Regions from separate parts of the Homo sapiens genome. Here region 2 is linked to region 1. A link is a loop called in an ENCODE intact Hi-C map of the cell type or tissue named here. Cell type or tissue: stomach. All regions are shown on one strand. Links, peaks and the distances in the headings refer to the core of each region. The heading gives the core; the rest is flanking DNA.

Region 1 (9,466 bases), core at 973-8,972:
TGCAGCCATGCCCACGGTGATAACTCAGGGCTGCTTCCCACCCGCCTCACGCTGGCTAAGCTGTAGAGAGAAGGGTTAGAATCACTTGGCCCTAAACACAGCATCCAATGGCTTCCTCCCCCGTCTTTTTGTGAATCATGAAATTTTCTTCCCTCTGCTTGCCAAAGGGCTCCTAGTGTGGTAAACCACACTTGTGGGGCGGGAGAAGGCTCTAGAAGCCTCTGGGTAGTCCCAAAGCTCAGCCAGCCTGGGCCCACCCCCAGCCCCCTAGTTCCAGCTCCAAGCTCCAAGAAGCTACAAGCTGCTCCCACCTCTGCATCTCTTGCACTGTGTGACCCTGGGTGTTCTCTTGCCCTCTTGGAGCCTCAGTTACCCCCTTGCTTACAACCAGGGGGCAGCTCTTGCTCTAGGAGGGACCAATGGCGTTTTCTTTCAGGGGCCGCCTGGTGCAGTGGGAGAACCGGGCCTTCCTGGGGAAGCCGGGATGAAGGTGAGGTGGGATGAAAGAAGAGAAAAATGACTTGTTGAAACCAGCTCCCAGATGGTGGCCACATCCTCTCCATGGAAGAGAAATGGGCCTTTCTTGTGGCTGGGATAATGGGTTCTCTGTGCTCCTGGCTGGGGAGTGGGGCCTGGTTAGGGCCAGAGTGGAATGTGGAGCCCCCACCAGTGCCCTCTGCGAGGTAATGTTTTTTCGGGCACCTGCCCCTGCCTCTATGCTGGGGTGGCTGTACCTCCTGGCCTCATGCGATACCATCTGCAGCTCGGTGCCAGTGCCCTTCATTACCTGCTGAGAAACAGGTGCCCATTGATACATGGACTCTGGGGAGAGCCCCCTCCCCATTCTGCTGTTGGAAGAGGACGCTGTTCCCCCTTGGAGGCCCCAGAGCTGATGAGTGATGCTGGCTAGCCCGTGGACATTGTTGAGGCAGGGCCCAGGGGAGCCCGCAGAGGGGCTGTGAGACTTGAGTCCAGTCACCCCCTTCCATGCCTAAGTCTCCCTGTCATTCAAAGAGGGAGTTGGACCAGGCCGGGGGCTGCCAGACTTGGCCTAGTCCCAAAATCCCTTGCTCAAACACCAATGAAGAAAACCACCCCACGTAGAAAACTGATAGAAGTGGGATTGTTTCCACTGGAGCAGGGCTGGGGGCTCAGAGCTCTGCCCTCCTCCTGTGCCCCTAGACACCAGCAGGGAGCATAGCTTGAAAATTCACCAATGAAGAAACCACCCCACGTAGAAAACTGATAGAAGTGGGATTGTTTCCACTGGAGCAGGGCTGGGGGCTCAGAGCTCTGCCCTCCTCCTGTGCCCCTAGACACCAGCAGGGAGCATAGCTTGAAAATTCTCCAATGAGAAAGACCCTTTTAGGGCCTTTATGCAGGGGGCAGGTGACATTTATTCCGGCTCATTTAGGGCTTCCTCCTCGTTTGGGTTTCTCTTCAAGTCTCTCAAGGAAGAATAAAGTCACATAATTGCCATTGCTGCATCCAAGGCTCCTGGAACCAGACTGCCCAGGTTCGGATCATGAATCTGTCACTGAATAGTCTCACGAGAGCTTGGGCTCCTTACCGAACTCCCCCAATGCCTCTGATGCTTCACCTCTAAAATAATGCCTTTCCTTGCAGGGCTGTCTTGAAAGTCAGATATGTTAATATAAAAACTGATGTCCTCAGCCTGGGCAACGTAGTGAGACCCCATCTCTACAAAAAATTTAAAAATCTGCCGGGCATGGTGGCGCATGCCTGTGGTCCCAGCTACTTGAGAGGCTAAGGTGGGAGGATCACTTGAGCCTGGGAGATCAAGGCTGCAGTGAGCTGTGATTACCCCACTGCACTCCAGTCTGGGCGACAGAATGAGACCCTGTTTCAAAAAACAAACAAAAAAAGTCCTTAGAACAGTACAGAACAGTACAGTTAGTTATTAATAGGATGATGGTGTTGGTGCTAATTGTCCTCCTGTCCTGGCGTGGGAGAAGAAGTCCGTGGACAAGGCTTACTTGGAACAGGAGCTCTGGTTGGTGTTTTACGATTTCTCTGTGGTCCCTGGGAAGAAGGACCTTCCCCAGCTCCTCCTCCCACACCCCAAAGTCAGAGCTGGTGGAAACAGGAAGGGGTGTCGAGAGCTGGGGCTGGCCCTACCCACCCGCAAGGACTTTTGTTCGGCTTCTCCTAGGGTGACCTTGGACCCCTGGGCACTCCTGGGGAGCAGGGCCTCATTGGGCAACGGGTAAGTTGAAGCAATTTATTCTTCCTGAAAGCCCCCAGGGTGTGTGGGTGCCGCAGGGGAAGAGACCGGCTTTTCTCAATCTCCCTAAGCCTCAGTTTCCTCAGTTACAGAAATAGACTATGAATGTCTACAGCCTCGCCCAGTCTCTCTTGGTAGGCCAGCATTTCCACAGTGTAGAGAAAGGCATTTTGTGGTCTGTAGTCCCAGCTACTCGGGGGGCTGAGGCAGGAGAATCGCTTGGACCCAGGAGTTGGAGGTTGTGGTGAGCCAAGATCATGCCACTGCACTCCAGCCCGGGTGACAGAGGAAGACTCCATCTCAAAAAAAAAAAAAAAAAAAAAAGAAGAAGAAGGATGTTGAGGTTCAGTCGAGTCTCGGCAGTAAAGAGAATGATGAGCACGCATCCTATGCCCACTGTGTGTCGAGCACTTTTCTCGAGGCACAAGGAGCACAGCAGTGAGTAACGGAGGCCTGTCTCTGGAGCTTGCATTCCAGCGGGTTGATAAGTGATACCTGCCATGGGTACAAGAGGAGCATGGACCACCCAACTGGCACATCGTTGCCATCCTGCACCTGACGGCCCCTGAGGCCCTTTCCAGCTCAGACTCTGAACAGCGATGAATTCTAAAAGCAGAGAGAGACCCAAACTTAATTTGATGGCCATTTCAAGAACTGTTGTCCAGGGGCGTCTCTAGAGCTGGAAGGGCAAGCCTGGTTGAGGTTCAGCCAGGGACTCTGTTCTTGCTGTCATTCCCGAGCTTGCTGGGAAGAAAAGTCGAAAGACTGGCCTCCCTTTCCTCATCTGAGAAGTAGGATTCCACCAAGGAGTTCCATGCAGGCTTACTCCAGCTCCAGTAATAGTATCTCACATGGTTGCCAGGTATGGGGCGCTTACACCATGCCTTACAGCAACCCTTGAAGAAGGTGGTGTCAGCCCCATTTTTCAGATAAAAAAACAGATGCCAATGAGACCTAAGTAGTTTGCTTGCGGTCAAACAGCCAGTGAATGAGAAACCAAGAAGTAGCATTGACGTCTGGCTGATGTCAAAGCCTGTCTTTAACTACTAGGCCACTCTGCAGCCCAGCCAACCAGCCTAGAGATGATGTTCAGGACAAATCCATGACAAGCACCTTCTAAATTCGTGACCTCATGTAGCCCCCACCCCACGTCACCCTGCAGAGGGAGCTGTCGGTAGCTTGGGGGTCTGCTCCCCTTTTCTGGAGAGCTGAGGGTGGGCACCTCAACCTTCCTGTTCATTTGCTAACTCAGCCCCTGGCTACCATGCACCCACTGTGTGCCAGGGCCCCCAGGGTCCCACTGCCTGGAGATCCATGGGTCAGGGTCCTGCCCCAGGGAGGGGGAAGAGAGGAAAAGCACACCGGGGCCTCCTCCCCAGTAACATCTCCTCCTCTTTCTCCATCACCTTTTCCAGGGAGAGCCAGGCCTTGAGGGTGACAGTGGCCCCATGGGACCTGATGGGCTGAAGGTAAGTGCCCTTTTAGGGCAGGGCCTGGGGACCCCGGCAGGGCATTGCTTTCCCATCCAAGACCTAAGTCTCCTCCCAGAAACACTGTGTTCCCATAGAGATCTGAGATGACAGCTCCAGCTCCCATTGACAGCAGCTTGGGGAAGGGTCAGCAGTGTCCAGCAGCCACCTCCCACCCTGCCCTCTGCACTACCTGCTCAGGTGGGACCAGGGCCATCACCACCTTCCAGTCTTTCCTGCTACCCTTCTTAAAATATCAGCTTCTCTTGGCTAAGGGTGATTCCTGAGCACCGGCACTACGCCAGGCCCAGAGCCAGAGTCTTTGGTCTCTGTTATCTTCCAAATATTCTAGAAGGTCAGGAAAATAATAATTACCACCAATGACTTATAAGCCACAATTTAGGGAGGACTAGTCACACACATACCAGGTACAACGCTAAGCCCTTTACCAGCTGGATCCATAGGACAACGGAAGTTCTGTCTTTAGATGAGGAAACTGAGACTCAGAGTGGTGAAGCAACTTGCCCAAGGACACACCGCTAGCAACTGGCACATCCAGGACCCAAATCTGGGCCCGTTTGGCTCCAAAGCCTCTGCTCACTCTGCTGTACCATGCACCCATTCTAAAGGCGAAGAGGCTGAGGCTCAGAGGAAGGCATAGATACATTCAGGACCTATGGCTATGAGTGAGGATCCAAAATTCAAACCCACGGCTCACAGGTGCCAAAGCCTGCTGGCCCAACTTGACCCTGCTGCTCCCTGAGAGACTCCTGTCAGCCACAAATGTCAGGACTCTGAAGAGACACCTTAGCTCACCTGAATTGCAGGTGGGCAGGCGGGCACCTCCCTCTGACTCTCCAGACCCATCTCCAGGCCAGTCCCTGGCCTCCGTCTTGGGCCCCGCTCTGACCCCACAGGTGGGCTTTCCCCGAGGCTGGCCGGTCACCCTGTGCAAGTCAGCTCCCCAGCCCAGGTTCCTAAGGGCCATGCCCTCTCGCCCACCTACTCTCCAGGTGACCTCAGAGAAGCAGACCCCTTCTCTGAACCTCAGTTTCCCCATCCACAGGCTTCCGCCCACCCTCGTTACCCCCTCCCCACAGTCTCCCAGGGTGCCTTGGCGACCGGCCCCTGCTGACTCCTCACATTTTCTTGCAAGAGCGAGAGCACCCCCTGTCTGTCATCTGCCTGACTCCTCTCCCCCAACCCTGCTGCATCCAAGCGTACAGCCGAGTCCCAAGACCCGGAGCATTTGACAGCTGCTCCACACCCTTTGCCAGTGCCTGCTACACTGGGTGGTGATGCTGATGAAGGTCATGGCTAAAATGCTTTGGGCACTTGCCATGTGCCCAGTGCCACCCACCCAAAGGGCTTTATGTGAATTAACCCATTTAATAATTAATGTTCCCAGCAACTCTCCCAAGCTTGATACATTACCATCCTCACTAGACGGATGAGGAAACTGAGGCACGAAGCAGCAGCCTTCTCACTCCACTCTGGGCGGCCACCTTTCTTCTTGGAAAGTCCACTGAGGTGGGCGGGAGGGGGTCTTCCAGCCTGGGTGCCTCATGCAGTCTTCTGCCTCCACCTTGCATGGCTTTTTGGCCCTGACTTCATCCTCTTCCCCTCCCTTCAAAGCCAATTCTACCTGAGTCCTTGTGCTCAAATGCACAGCATCTTCCCTGGTCTTTACATGAATCCCAGGAGAGACCCATTTTCTTAAGGTGTTTGTCCAGGAATCACCCCTCATGGTGAAAACTGCGTCTCGAATATGCACAGCACTTCATAGTTTATAGAGTGCTTTTACACCCGTTATCTCTTCGCTGATGTCCAGCTGACAGTGATGATGGTGGTGGTGACCAATAATAGTTAGCTTTTATCCAGCATTCACATGCCAGACACACTGCTAAGCTATTTACATGGTTTATCTCTTTCAATCCTTGCAGTAATCCTTTGATCCTGATTTTACAAACGAGGAAACTTGCCCAGGGTCACACAACTATTCAGTAGCGGTAGCAAGATTTGAACTTAGGCAGCATAACCCGAGGGTTGAGGGAGGCATCGTCCCCTGAGCAGAGAATCTTGGAATTAGAAGGAGCCAGAACCCCAGGTTCACACAGCACTGACTCACTCGGTGGTATTAGGGAGTCTCCACCTGTCTGCACTTCAGTTGTCCCATCTGTAACTGAAGAGGGTTAAGGAAGGTGACTTGCAAGGCTCCTCTGAGCACTGGCAGATGTCTGAGGATTTGGGGCATCTCTAGGAACCCCCAGAGACTGTTCTGCATGAGATTCACAAGGACGCCCACCCCAGGGGTCCAGTTAGCCCCTGGAGTGTGGTCTTAGGCAGAGCCCAGGTGAGGGCCCTTTGTTGAAAACCCGACTAGCCACCTGGAACAGGCTGTCTGCCTCTGAGAGGAGAACAGGTGGCCAGGACGACAAGCCAGAAATGGAATCCCAGAGCCAGAGGAGTCTGCAGGAGAGTTATTCAGGCCAGCCCCCTGTCTTCATGCCAGGCTGTGCTTAGAAGCTGAGGCTCCCAGCAGGAAGGGATCCGGGCACAACTTTGTGCCCAGATCTGCTCTACATTGGCCCACGCCTCAGCTCGGAGTCTTCTGCCTTTATCTGTGCCATCTCTGGACCGCTCCATTGGAAAATCTTCCCAACTGAACTAGAAACTGCCCCAGCAACTCCCTCACACCCACCTCCTGCCCCAGAGCTCAGGCCTCAGCAGGCCCAGCTTGAAGCAATGAGCAATCATGAGTTGCTTTCTTGAGCCTCTCTTCTAGGCAGGGCCAAGCCCCAGGCTCCAGCTTCATGCCCTCTGCTTCCTGTGCTCTCTCTCCTCTGGATGCACACCAGTTTATCAGTGTCCCTCGTAAACCTTGGCACTGGGGGACAGAACTGGTAAAGACACACTATGCTTTTCCAAGCCTGCTCTTCTCGCCCATCCCTTCCTGATGGACGCCGCCCCTCAGCAGCCATGCCCGTGCTGCACTCCACACCTGCTCTGCTCACGGTGATGAGGGTGACAGCCCACGCCCCATCCTGGAATCCTGCATGCCCCATCCTGGAACCCCACCTGCCCCCAATCTCTCTCAGAGTACGCAAAGATTACCGTGATGAGATAAGGCAAGCTTAGAGTGACACTGATTGCTTCAAAACCATAAAAAGCCCATGCCAGCCTGGTGCAGTGGCTCACACCTGTAATCCCAGCACTTTGGAAGGCCAAAGTGAGTGGATCATCTGAGGTCAGGAGTTCGAGACCAGCCTAGCCAACATGGTGAAACCCTGTCTCTACTAAAAATACAAAAATTAGCCAGGCATGGTGGCGCGTGCCTGCAGTCCCAGCTAGTTGGGAGGCGGGGGCACTTGAACCTGGGAGGTGGAGGTTGCAGTGAGTTGAGATCATGCCACTGCACTCCAGCCTGGGCAACAGAATGAGATCCGTCTAAAAAAAAAAAAAAAAAGCCCATGCCAAGGGTTGCCTTTCCAAGGAAATAACCTCAGGTGCCCCAAAGGTCCGAAGCCCCAAGAAGACCTTGGTTACAGCCCTATCACTGTAAAGAGGATACGCTCAGGATCCTGCTTCAAAGTCCAGCTCCACCGCTAGCCAGTTGTGGGCCTCTGGGCCAGACCACTTGATTTAGCTCTGCCTCAGTTTCCTCTTCTGTAAAATGGGACTAAAAGCGGACCAGCCTTAGAAAGCTTTTGTGGGGATTAAGTCAGTTAATAGATGTTAAAGGACTCAGACTATGGTCCTGACATGGTTAGTGCTATATAAATGTTAGCTCCATCCACTCCCCAGAGAAAGTATTCTGCAGCCAATAAGAATGATCGCCATGCAGAGCCCAGAGCGATAGGAGGGCACGTTCACCATAGAGCAAAGCAGTAACTATAACAAACAAAGATGGAGACCAGCAGTCCAGTGGGATTGTGCCTTTAGAGCTTAGTTTACTGCTGTCCGATTCATTGCCTTGGGAGAGTTGCTTCACTGCCCTGAGCCTGGTACATACCATCCAAACTGTTACCTACCATTTATTATTATTATTATTATTCACTGTGTTTTTGTCATCGAGGATTGAAAATACAACTCAGAAAAATGGAAAGAGTGGTTCTGAGAAGGAGAATTGGGTGAATTTTCTTTCTTGATGAAAATTTCTTTCAGCTAGTTGCAGCAGCTCATACCTGTAATCCCAGCACTTTGGGAAGCTGAGGTGGGAGAATTGCTTGAGCCCAGCAGTTGGAGACCAGCCTGGTCAATGGTCTCCAACTGCTGGGCTCAAGCTCTCTTGTAGCAAGACCCCATTTCTACAAAAAAAGAAATTTTTTTTCAATTAGCTGGGCATGGTGGCATGTGCCTGTAGTCCCAGCTACTTGGGAGGCTGAGGCAGGAGGATTGCTTGAGCCCAGGAGGTCGAGGCTGCGGTGACCTATAATTGCGCCTCTGCACTCCAGCCTGGGAGAGAGTGAGACTCTGTCTAAAAAATAAAAAAAAAAAATCTGCTTCATAAGACTCTTGTTCTCCCAATGTGTCTAAGTTGGAGAGAAATTGCCCTTGTCTCCTGTGAACTCCATGGGGTGGGTGCAGTCAGGACCCCGGCTTATCTCTGAGTCACTCTGCCCTTCGCAGCCCAGGCCCAGGCAGGGACACATGGGAGCCTCTACGTCTGGGATGCATCCTTGTGCAAGCTTAGAGCTACACTGGGCTTGGCAGCCGAGTCACAGCACCCTGCCTTTTTGGCTGCAGAGGGAACTATCGAGAATCTAGGGACCAGTTGGCTGTGGATGCCTGAATGGAGCCCTGAGATTTGGGGCCTCTGATGCACTTGGCAACTAACTTATTCTCTCTCTCTCTCCCCTCTTCATGCCCTGCCACCCAGGGGGACAGGGGAGACCCAGGGCCTGATGGAGAACATGGCGAGAAAGGCCAGGAAGGGCTGATGGGTGAGGACGGGCCCCCCGGCCCCCCTGGCGTCACTGGTGTCCGGGTGAGTGTGCAGGCCCCTTGCAGCGCCTGGAGCTCTGGGGTACCCTGAACTCTCATGCCTGTGCAGGCGGCTGGGCGGGAGGGCTTTTGGTCGTGCCACTGAAGGATCTTCTGCTGTGGTCCTTTCTCCACCTGGCAGTTTGCCAGAGAACCAATCTGCTCAATGCTCCATGGCTCTGGAGAACAACCTCGGTTACTCATCCTCCTGGCTGCCCTGCCCTGTGCAAACCTGGTCCCTGCCGACCTCATCTCATCCATCCCCCATATCCAGACACACTAAACTTTTTTCAGTTTCTTGGACAAGCTGTGGCCCTTACCCCTGGGCCTTTGCATGTGCTCTGTCTAGGACACTCTCCCTTCTTCACTCCCCTGTCACCTGCTTAAGTTCTATTTGGCCTTCAGGTATCACCATAGACATCACCTGCTCCAAAAAGCCATTCCTGCCCCCAGGCTGGGCCATGAGCCCTCAGGGACATGCATAACCTTCAGTGTATGTCTTGGCTCCATGAAGACCAAGACCTTTTCTGGCCTTCATTTACGTCTTTAACAGTGCCTTGGCCAGGTGCGGTGGCTCACGCCTGTAATCCCAGCACTTTGGGCAGCCAAGGCGGGTGGATCACTTGAGGTCAGGAGTTGGAGACCAGCCTGGCCAACATGGTGAAACCCCGTCTCTACTAAAAATGTAAAATTAGTCAGGCATGGTGGCGCATGCCTATAGTCTCAGTTACTCAGGAGGCTGAGGCAGGAGAATCACTTGAACCTGGGA
Region 2 (9,466 bases), core at 448-8,447, 110 kb before region 1:
GCTGAAGTCCTCAAGTTGGAAGCCATGGTGTTAGGAAGCTTAATTGAAGAGAAGATTCTGATTCCATGTCTCCTGTGGACTTCTTCTTCCTGATTTTCAGAGATTACAAGGATTTGCCCTCTAATTCTCTGCAGAGTAGTCATTTTGGTATAGCTGTAGCCAGGGAAACTGACCGAGAAGGACATGTGTCGTTTTTGTACCTTCTCTTCCCCACCTCGCCTTTCTTTATCAGTTTGGGAAACTTCCTAGGAAGTTTGGTATGTGACATAATCCAATGAAGGACTCAAGGAGTGAGGGCAGGTGCCAGACAAGGGCCAGGAAGAGAGGGGGCTGGAAGGAGATGGAACAGAAATAAATGGGATCGCAGGAACACAGGAAGGCAAGGGGTAGTCTCCTCTGAGGAGGCATTCATGGAAAAAATGATTCTAAATTTGGGGACTGCTGAATGACAGAAAGTACAGTCAACTTCTTTATTGCAGGATTTCTCCGAGCCTTTGATATACAGTTGTGCTTTCCGGATTGTCAAGACTGGGATGCAGGGTACAGCTCTTCCCTAATGTATCTGGCCAATTTCCTAGAAAGCATGTCCCTGGTGGGTGTGGGAAATACTACTGAAGAATTATGAGCCCAGACGTTGCCCAGGATGGAAGTACCTGCCTTCCCTGAGCCTTGGTATTCTCCGTTTGTGTAATTAAACAAAGCTGCCTTTTATTTCTCTCCAGGGCTCATGCTATTGCCATTTGCTTCAAGTAAGCAAGTCATGCCAGAAAGGTTGGCCCTGCCCTTCTCCCCAGGCAACCCCAGGGCAGCTTGACACTTTGACCTTTAGTCGTTGCCCATGGTGAGCTGGGGGCCTGGCCCCATGAAAAGGCATTCTCACAACAGTGGCAGCAGATTGGAGAGGATGAAGAGGAAGGACCAAGGATTATCTTGGAGCAATTCTGGAAAAAGTCAGAGTAGGGGAATTAAGGCTTTGGGAAGACACTTTTTAAAGTCTATTTTTTTTTTTTTTTTTGAGGCAGAGTCTCGCTCTGTCGCCCAGGCTGGAGTGCAGTGGCATGAACTTGGCTCACTGCAAGCTCCGCCTCCTGGGTTCACGCCATTCTCCTGCCTCAGCCTCCCAGGTAGCTGGGACTACAGGCGCCCGCCACCACGCCTGGCTAATTTTTTTGTATTTTTGGTAGAGATGGGGTTTCGCTGTGTTAGCCAGGATGGTCTTGATCTCCTGACCTCATGATCCGCCTGCCTCGGCCTCCCAAAGTGCTGGGATTACAGGTGTGAGCCACCGTGCCCGGCCGTTTTTTAAAGTCTAGAGTCCTGTCATATCAGGTGATATTAATTCATCTTATAAAAATATACTGGACACTTCCTGTGTGCCTGCCAGGGGCTGGAAATATAAGCCCGGCATGGTGGCACATGCCTGTAATCTCAGCTACTCGGGAGGCTGAGGTGGGAGGATAGCTTGAGCCCTGGAGTTCAAGTCTAGCCTGGGCAACACTGTGAGACTCTGTCTCAAAAAAAAAAATGAAAAAAAAAAAAAGAGTGAATAAGACAGGCATCCTTGCCCTTTAGAGACTTCGTCTAGACAGGGAAATAGGAGAGTAGACAATGACCACACATGTGAGACCTGCTGTAGTGTGGCATGTGCAGTGAGCTGCGGGAGGTGACACCCAAGCTGGGATCTAATGGATGTGTAGGAACTGACCAGGCAAAGGAGTAGTGTCTACATGATGGGAGTAGCATGTGCAAAAGCCCAGAGCTGGAGAAGGCGTTCAGGGGACCATCACTGGCGTCTGAGTGCTATTTCAGCTGGTTTACATTATGCTGCAAGTAACTGAAGACCCAACTCAAAATAGTTTAAACGATAAGGGGGGTTATTCCCATATCAAGAGGCCTCAAGGAAGAGCAGTACTAGGGTTGGTGAATTCAGCATCCCAACAGTGTCTTCAGACACCCACTATTTTTCTGTTCTGCTATCCTCACGTGCTCATGGGGCTTGTTACCTTATGTGCCCAAAATGACTGCAGCAGCTCCGAGCAGTATGTCCTTACTCAACAACATATAAAGACTTGAAGAAAACCTTCTCTGTCCCTTTGAAATGCTTTCCCAGGGTCCCTAACAGGCATCCCTCACCTCTTATTGGCCTCATTTGGGTCATATATGCATGCCTAAACCAGTCACTGGCATGGCAAATGAAATTCTCGGGATCAACTTAGATTTATCCAGATTCATGTAGGATCCTCTAAGTCCATGCCTACGTGAGCAAGCAGGAAGGAGGGATGCTGTGGGCATGTAATCACCAGTGTCTTCACCATGCCCACAGTGACAGAAGCTGTCGTCTAAGGTGCCCAGGGAGTCTGGGAAGAACCTAGGGTTCCAGTTATCAACCCTGGCAGACAGGTTTCCTAGATTATGTGATTCCACAGAAGCACACTATCCTAGCTTTCCTCTTGGAAATACATCCTGGGCCTGTCTGTCCCAGCCTTAGCCCTCACCACCCACCTGACACAGCTCTCTTGCCTGTGTCCCGCCTGTCTCTGGCCACGTGCCGGCCTCCCCTCTGCCTGCCTGGGGATCAGATACCCCAGGTGGCTTCGGGTGTCACTGGTGGCTGCTCCCACAGGAAGGTGAAATTGTATCATTGCCTTTGCCCATCTTGGCAAAAGCCACAGAGCAGAGCTTTAACCCTTCCTGGCCCTAGAGTGTAGGGACAGTGGGGACCATCTAGGGGAGTATTTTTGTGGCTGGCAGCAGACTGAGCCCTTGCCATGCATGAGCTTATTGAATCCTCATGCCCGGCCTGTGAGATAGGGAATATCAGCCCATGTTGCAGAAGATAAGACAGGCTCAGAGAGGCTGAGCAACTCATTCGGGGTCATACAGCTGATAAGTGACAAGGCCAGGTTTGCACGTGGCTCTGTCTAACTCCCCCTCGTCCCCTCTGTTTTCTTTCTCCCACTTTCCATTAGGATAAAGCCAAGTTGGGAGCTGCCTTCACACAGCACTGGTTCTGGTTAAGGGGTCTCCTCTCTCCTGCCCTGTGTGGGAATTGGTCTCCCAAGCAGTCCAGCCTGGTCTTCCCGCTGACCTTTCACCCCTGGCTCTGCTGCCCATTGGCTGGGGTCTGGGGAAGGGTCTAAAGATCATGAGGCTGTAGTACAGATGGGGAGACTGAGGCCCAGAGAAGGGGAGGGGCTGGCCCCTGGTTGCTCACTGAGTCAGCATCAGATTTTGAGCTGGACCCTAGATGTTCCAATGACCAGGGCAGGGCTTTCTATGCACTGCTTCTTCCCCGTTGACGTTGGCTAATTGATCTGTGAGAAGTGAGGCTGTGTTTGTCTATATAAGCAGGTCCTCACTGAGAGGCTGTGCCTGGAGGCCGGGAAGAGTGGGCTGCTGCTCTGATGGGGTCCTAGAGCCTGTACCTGGCCTCCTGCCTCCCGTGGGCAGGACTGGGGTGAGACTGGGACTGGTTTCCACTCCCAGCTTCCCCAGCCGGATCCGGGTGTGAGGGGTGGAAGCTGATGCCGCCTCTGCTTGTGTCTCCTGGTCTCTAGGGGGTTTCTCTTCTCCTGGATCTTAGTCTCGTTTGCCTGTCACCTGGCCTCCACCCAAGGAGCTCCTGAAGGTAATTCTCTCTTCTCTTTGTCCAGGGGGAGACAAAGGAGAACGGAAGGGGCCTGAGAACTCAGGGGTAGGAGACAGCCGTGCCTGTAATTGGAACTCAATGCCTCAGTTTTCCCATCAGTAGAATGGAGATGATAATTGGCAAATTCTCTTTAGGCTTGAAAGAATGACATTTGAGGCCAGGCTCAAGACTGCAGTCCCAGCGCTTTGGGAGGCCGAGGTGGGTGGATCACGAGGTCAGGAGATCGAGACCATCCTGGCCAACATGGTGAAACCCCATCTCTACTAAAAATACAAAAATTAGCTGGGTGTGGTGGCAGGTGCCTGTAGTCCCAGCTACTCGGGAGGCTGAGGCAGGAGAATCGCTTCAACCCAGGAGGCGGAGGTTGCAGTGTGCCCAGATCACGCCACTGCACTCCAGCCTGGCAAGAGAGCGAGACTCCGTCTCAAAAAAAAAAAGAATCGCATTTGAAGTTTTTGTAAAAGGGTAGGAAGGACTCTGTGCAGAAATGTGGAAGGGTGATTCTTGTGTTCCTTTCTGGGGCAAAATTTGAGTAAGTTACTCCGGTTTTAAGCCTCAGTTGTCCCTGTTTGTCCAATGAGTGCTCTAAGAACTGCTAAAAAAAAAAAAAAGGCATTAAGCATTAACTCTCATGGCCCAAGCCTGGGATCCCATCTTCCTCTTCCCGTGAGATCCTACTTTTCCCTGCTATCCCTGAGGGGCTGTCCAGGGGGCCGGGGCAGCGATGGGCTGGCTTCACATCTGCCCAGGGAAACTGAAACCTCTCCCACATCTGTTTGTCAAGCAGCCGCATGCCTCTGAAAATAGCTGCCCTTCCCCCGCCTTCACGCCCAGCCCGTGTGCTGGGGCAGGCAGCCCGGCACGCCGGGAGTCCCTGTGGCCTGACCTGGCCACTCGGCAGGGATTGGGCCCCTGGGAGGGCAGGGCTGTGCCCGGAAGAGACTTCTGCTGCCCAGCAACATTTTGTGCAAATGTCATATTTTCCAAGCTTGCTGTTTCCCCCACAAAGTAGGTGAACAGCTGTCCAGAGTCCTGAGTCAGTCACTGGGGCGGGGGGCGGGGGGAGAGGCTGGAGCTGTGTGGAGCCAGGTTTATGTAATGAAGGGATCTTGTGGGGGCCAGCTGGCAGGCTCCTTCTATCTTGGCGTTGGGCTGAATTCATTCCCCTGTCCCCCATCTCTTCACCCTTGATGGGGTGCTGGATGTGTCTCCACCCTGCTTTCCGACAAGCCTGGGAGGCCCCAGGCAGAATAGCATCATGGCTAAGCACAAAGACCCCAGAGTCAGGTGGCCTGGGTTCAAACCTTGGCTGTGCCTTTTTTAAGCTGCAAGTTATTCCCTCTGACTCTTCTGAGCCCCCTCTATAAAGTGAGGATAATAAAGAGTACCTGCTCCATAGATTGCTGAGAGAATCAAGTGAGATCATGCCTGTAAAGTATTTGGTATCTAGTAAGTGCTCAACAAGTATTAGTTTTTCTTATTGCTGTTAATTAGTTACCTGAAAAGTTTGGGCAAGAACAGCCCTTTCCTATGCCCTGCAGGGCTCACAGTGGTCTGACTCATAGCAGCTCTGTGCTGGTCACATTTGCCAGGTGTCAGGGCTTGAGACTTTGCCCTTTAGCTGCAGATGGTCTTTGGGGGACACCTGGAGACTGCTGGTTGTCAGCTTAGAAACCCACCCAGTGGATAGGGGAAACCTCACCCATGCTGCCTGGCCCAGCCAGTTGTGACTCTCTTTGGGTGAGTGCAGGTTAGCCCTAAATTCCATGTGTGGAGAAAGATGTGAGCAGGCCTGAGGGGCCCTCCGGGGGTTGTTGAGCAGGGACTAAAGGAAGGACCAAGTGGCTTCCTGCCCTTACCTCTTGTCCAACCAAATGGCTCCTCCCATTCTAAGTCCCAGTCTATAGTGAATAATAGTGAATAGTATTTCATGATAATAAGAGGGTTTCAGTGACTAAAACATATACCACTAAGAGAATCCTTAATCAGTAGTTTATTTTAGCTTAGAACCTGAGGACAGACAGATGGGAGAAAGGATGGGAAAGAGGAGTTTGAAATGAAATGAAAGCCCCTTGGGTCCTAAGGAAGAATAAAGGTCTTAAACTCAAGCCAACCTGAACCAGCAACACAGAGCTATAGAATTCTTAGAACATTGTAACACCTGTGCTATCTCAAGATCTGTTTCTCTTGTCTTACAGGCAGGGAATTGAGGCCCAAGGGTCAGTAAGACACTTAAGCAGAGTTACTCAATGTGGGGCTTGGGTGAAGATGATGAGGAAGATGACCATTTCATCCTCCTAACAACCCTATGGTGTAGGCGCACTTTATAGCCCTGTTTTACAGTGGAGGGAACTGAGGCTCACTGCTGGTCTTCTCAGGCTCTAAATTTTGGCCTTCTGACTCCAGAGTCTGCTATAGAACCATTATAACATGCTGCCAGCACTCAGGTTCTCAATTTCCCCCAGGGAACTGTCCTTCTATCCATTCATCCACCCATTCATCTGCCTATCCATTTACCCATCCATTTATCTATCCATCATCCATCCATCCATCCATCCATTCATCCATCCATCCAATATCCATCCATCCATCCATTCATCTGCCCTTTCATCCACCCATCCATCCATTCATCCATTTATCTATCCATTCACCCATCCATCCATCTATCTACCAATTCATCTACCTATCCATCCATCCATTCATCCACCCACCCATCCATCCATCCATCCAGCCAGCCATTATCCATGCATCCATCTATTCATCTATTCATCCATCCATCCATCCATCCACCCATCCATACATTTATCTGCCTATTCATCTACTATCCATTTATCCATCCATTTATCCATCCATCCATCCATCCATCCATCCATCCATCTACCCTTTCATCCACCCATCCATCCATTCATCCATTTATCTATTCATTCGTCCATTATACATCCATCCATCTACCAATTCATCTACCTATCCATCCATCCATTCATCCACCTACCCATCCATCCAGCCAGCCAGGCATTATTTATCCATCCATCCATCCATCCATCCATCCATCCATCCATCAATCCATCCACCAATTCATCTACCTATCTATCCATCAATTCATCCATCCACCCATACAGCCAGCCAGCCATCATCCATCCATCTATCCATCCATCCATCCATCCATCCCTTCATCTATTCATCCATCCATTCATCCATCCATTTATCCATCCATCCACCAATTCATCTACCTGTCCATCCATTCATTCATCCACCCACCATCCATCCAGCCAGTCATTATCCATCCATTCATCTATCTATCCATCCATCCCTTCATCTATTCATCCATTTATCCATCCATCCGTCCATCCATCTACCTGTTCACCTGCCCATTTATCCATCCATTTATCTATTCATCCATCCATCCATTTTTCTATCCATCCATCCATTCATTTATCCATCCATCCATCTGTCCATCCATCCATCCACCCATCCATCCATCCATCTATTCATCTATTCATCCATCCATCTATACATCCATCTACTCATCTATCCTTTCATGCATCCATGTATCCATCCATCAATCCATCCATCCATCCATCCATCCATCCACCCACCCACCTATCCATTTATCCATTCATCCATCCATCCATTCATCTATCCATCCATCCATCCATCCATCCATCCATCCATCCATCTCCCAGTTGTCAGCTGAGGGCCAAATGCCAAGTGTTGCATTCAGCCCCCAGCACAACCTTTGCAGGGGGTGATAGGGAGAGAGCATTCAGTACTCAGGGCCTATCTTGCTGAGCTTAGGGGAAGGGCCCTGAGGACCTGACCCAGACTCAGATTCCAGAGGCAGCTTTTCCTTCCCTGCTGAGTCAGAGCTCAGGAGCCTGCTTTGCCAACACTGGCAGCTCAGCTGACTGAAGGGGTCTAATGACCTGGGAGGGGAAAGGTCAGGAAGCCTTTCCATAAACACTCTGGAAGCCCTCCTTTTCTTTTGCTCTGGCAAGCCCTGCTGACATAATTATTGGGCGGATGTGACCTGGCCAGACCACAGTCAGATATCCATACGCTTTGCCAGGGGACAGAGGTTGCAGGGATGCTTTGATTGCTTCCTCTCCTCTCCCCAGAGTCCTGTGGGGAGAAGGAGGAGTCAGCGGAAATGCCATCACCCTTCTGATAGCAGATGGCAGCCCCGTAGCCTGCTAGAGACACCTCGGGAGTGGGAAGGGGAATGGGTGGGTCCCTGAGGAGATGGTGAAACCTGTCAGACCCCTAGGACATCTTTACCAAGCTCTGGTGACAGGTCTATTCTTGTCATCCTGGTCCCTCACTTATGGGGCTGCTTCCTGGAGGAGATGGCTTTCCAGGTGGAGAAAAAGGAGTATAACGTGTCATTGTTGGGCAGCCTCTAACACTCTCAGCAACAGCATTTGGTTATTATCATTATTTTTAGTATTAGTTATTATTTGAAAGGGCTTCTTTTGTACCAGGCACTTAAAAATAAATGTATTCATCATGTAATTGTTACATCCTTCTGAGGTTGGGACTGTTACTATCCCATTTAATAGATGGGAAAACTGAGGCACTAAAGTCACAAGATTAGTAAGTGTTAGAGGTAGGATTTGAACTCAGGAAGTTTGGCTCCAGAGTCTGTTTTTTAACCCCAACATGCAAGATTATGCAGCCAGATAAGGGGTCACAATCCCTGCCAGATAGTTCCAACGCTGCCCTCTCAGCCACCACCATGGGGCGGTGTCATTTTTAGATGAATGAACAAAGGACCAGGTAGCTGTGGGTGGACGGTCCACATTGCCTGTGCCCCTTAGGGGGTAGGGGGTGGGGTGGGCTGGAGCAGGCCCTGACTGCGTCCTCTCCCCTTTTCCCTCCCTCTCAGATGTGGACATCCTCCAGCGGCTGGGCCTCAGCTGGACGAAGGCCGGGAGCCCTGCACCCCCGGGAGTCATTCCTTTCCAGTCGGGCTTCATCTTTACGCAGCGGGCCCGGCTCCAGGCTCCCACGGGCACCGTCATTCCTGCCGCCTTGGGCACAGAGCTGGCACTGGTGCTGAGCCTCTGCTCCCACCGGGTGAACCATGCCTTCCTCTTCGCTGTCCGCAGCCAGAAACGCAAGCTGCAGCTGGGCCTGCAGTTCCTCCCCGGCAAGACGGTCGTCCACCTCGGGTCCCGGCGCTCAGTGGCCTTCGACCTCGACATGCACGACGGGCGCTGGCACCACCTGGCCCTCGAGCTCCGAGGCCGCACAGTCACTCTGGTGACTGCCTGCGGGCAGCGCCGGGTGCCTGTCCTGCTGCCTTTCCACAGGGACCCTGCACTCGACCCTGGGGGCTCCTTCCTCTTTGGGAAGATGAACCCGCATGCAGTCCAGTTTGAAGGTGCTCTCTGCCAGTTCAGTATCTACCCTGTGACGCAGGTCGCTCACAATTACTGTACCCACCTGAGGAAGCAGTGTGGACAGGCTGACACGTACCAGTCCCCACTGGGACCTCTCTTCTCCCAAGACTCTGGCAGACCTTTTACCTTCCAGTCCGACCTCGCCCTGCTAGGCCTGGAGAACTTGACCACTGCCACACCAGCCCTGGGGTCACTGCCAGCAGGCAGGGGACCCAGGGGGACTGTGGCACCCGCCACGCCCACCAAGCCCCAAAGGACTAGCCCCACAAACCCTCACCAGCATATGGCGGTGGGAGGCCCAGCCCAAACCCCGCTGCTACCTGCCAAGCTGTCAGCCAGTAACGCACTTGATCCCATGCTCCCAGCCTCTGTTGGCGGCTCTACCAGAACGCCTCGCCCTGCGGCCGCTCAACCATCA

What was found. Peaks named below come from ENCODE experiments on the same cell type or tissue, not always from the same donor. Only the 100,000 strongest peaks of a DNase experiment are listed, where the experiment ranks them.
Region 2: it touches region 1 in a loop (1.8-fold over the local background); 76 of 110 quality-filtered maps call a loop at or near these places.

What each region holds. Positions count from the first base shown.
Region 1 is chr9:114,267,068-114,276,533 of GRCh38, forward strand. COL27A1 (collagen type XXVII alpha 1 chain) reads left to right here. Exons shown (of 61, transcript NM_032888.4): 34 at 437-490; 35 at 2,174-2,227; 36 at 3,661-3,714; 37 at 8,594-8,701. Among named protein-coding and RNA genes, the nearest start is that of ORM1, 51 kb to the right of the region's middle. RefSeq lists an enhancer at 4,168-4,337. In stomach, for the core only: a CTCF peak has its summit at 4,895; a DNase peak (open chromatin) is centred at 4,882.
Region 2 is chr9:114,159,158-114,168,623 of GRCh38, forward strand. It overlaps COL27A1 (collagen type XXVII alpha 1 chain), which reads left to right. Exons shown (of 61, transcript NM_032888.4): 2 at 3,558-3,628; 3 at 8,532-9,466. Among named protein-coding and RNA genes, the nearest start is that of COL27A1, 8.4 kb to the left of the region's middle. RefSeq lists an enhancer at 3,991-4,507. In stomach, for the core only: no CTCF peak of the experiment used is centred there; a DNase peak (open chromatin) is centred at 4,564; H3K4me3 peaks cover 342 bases; H3K27ac peaks cover 1,446 bases.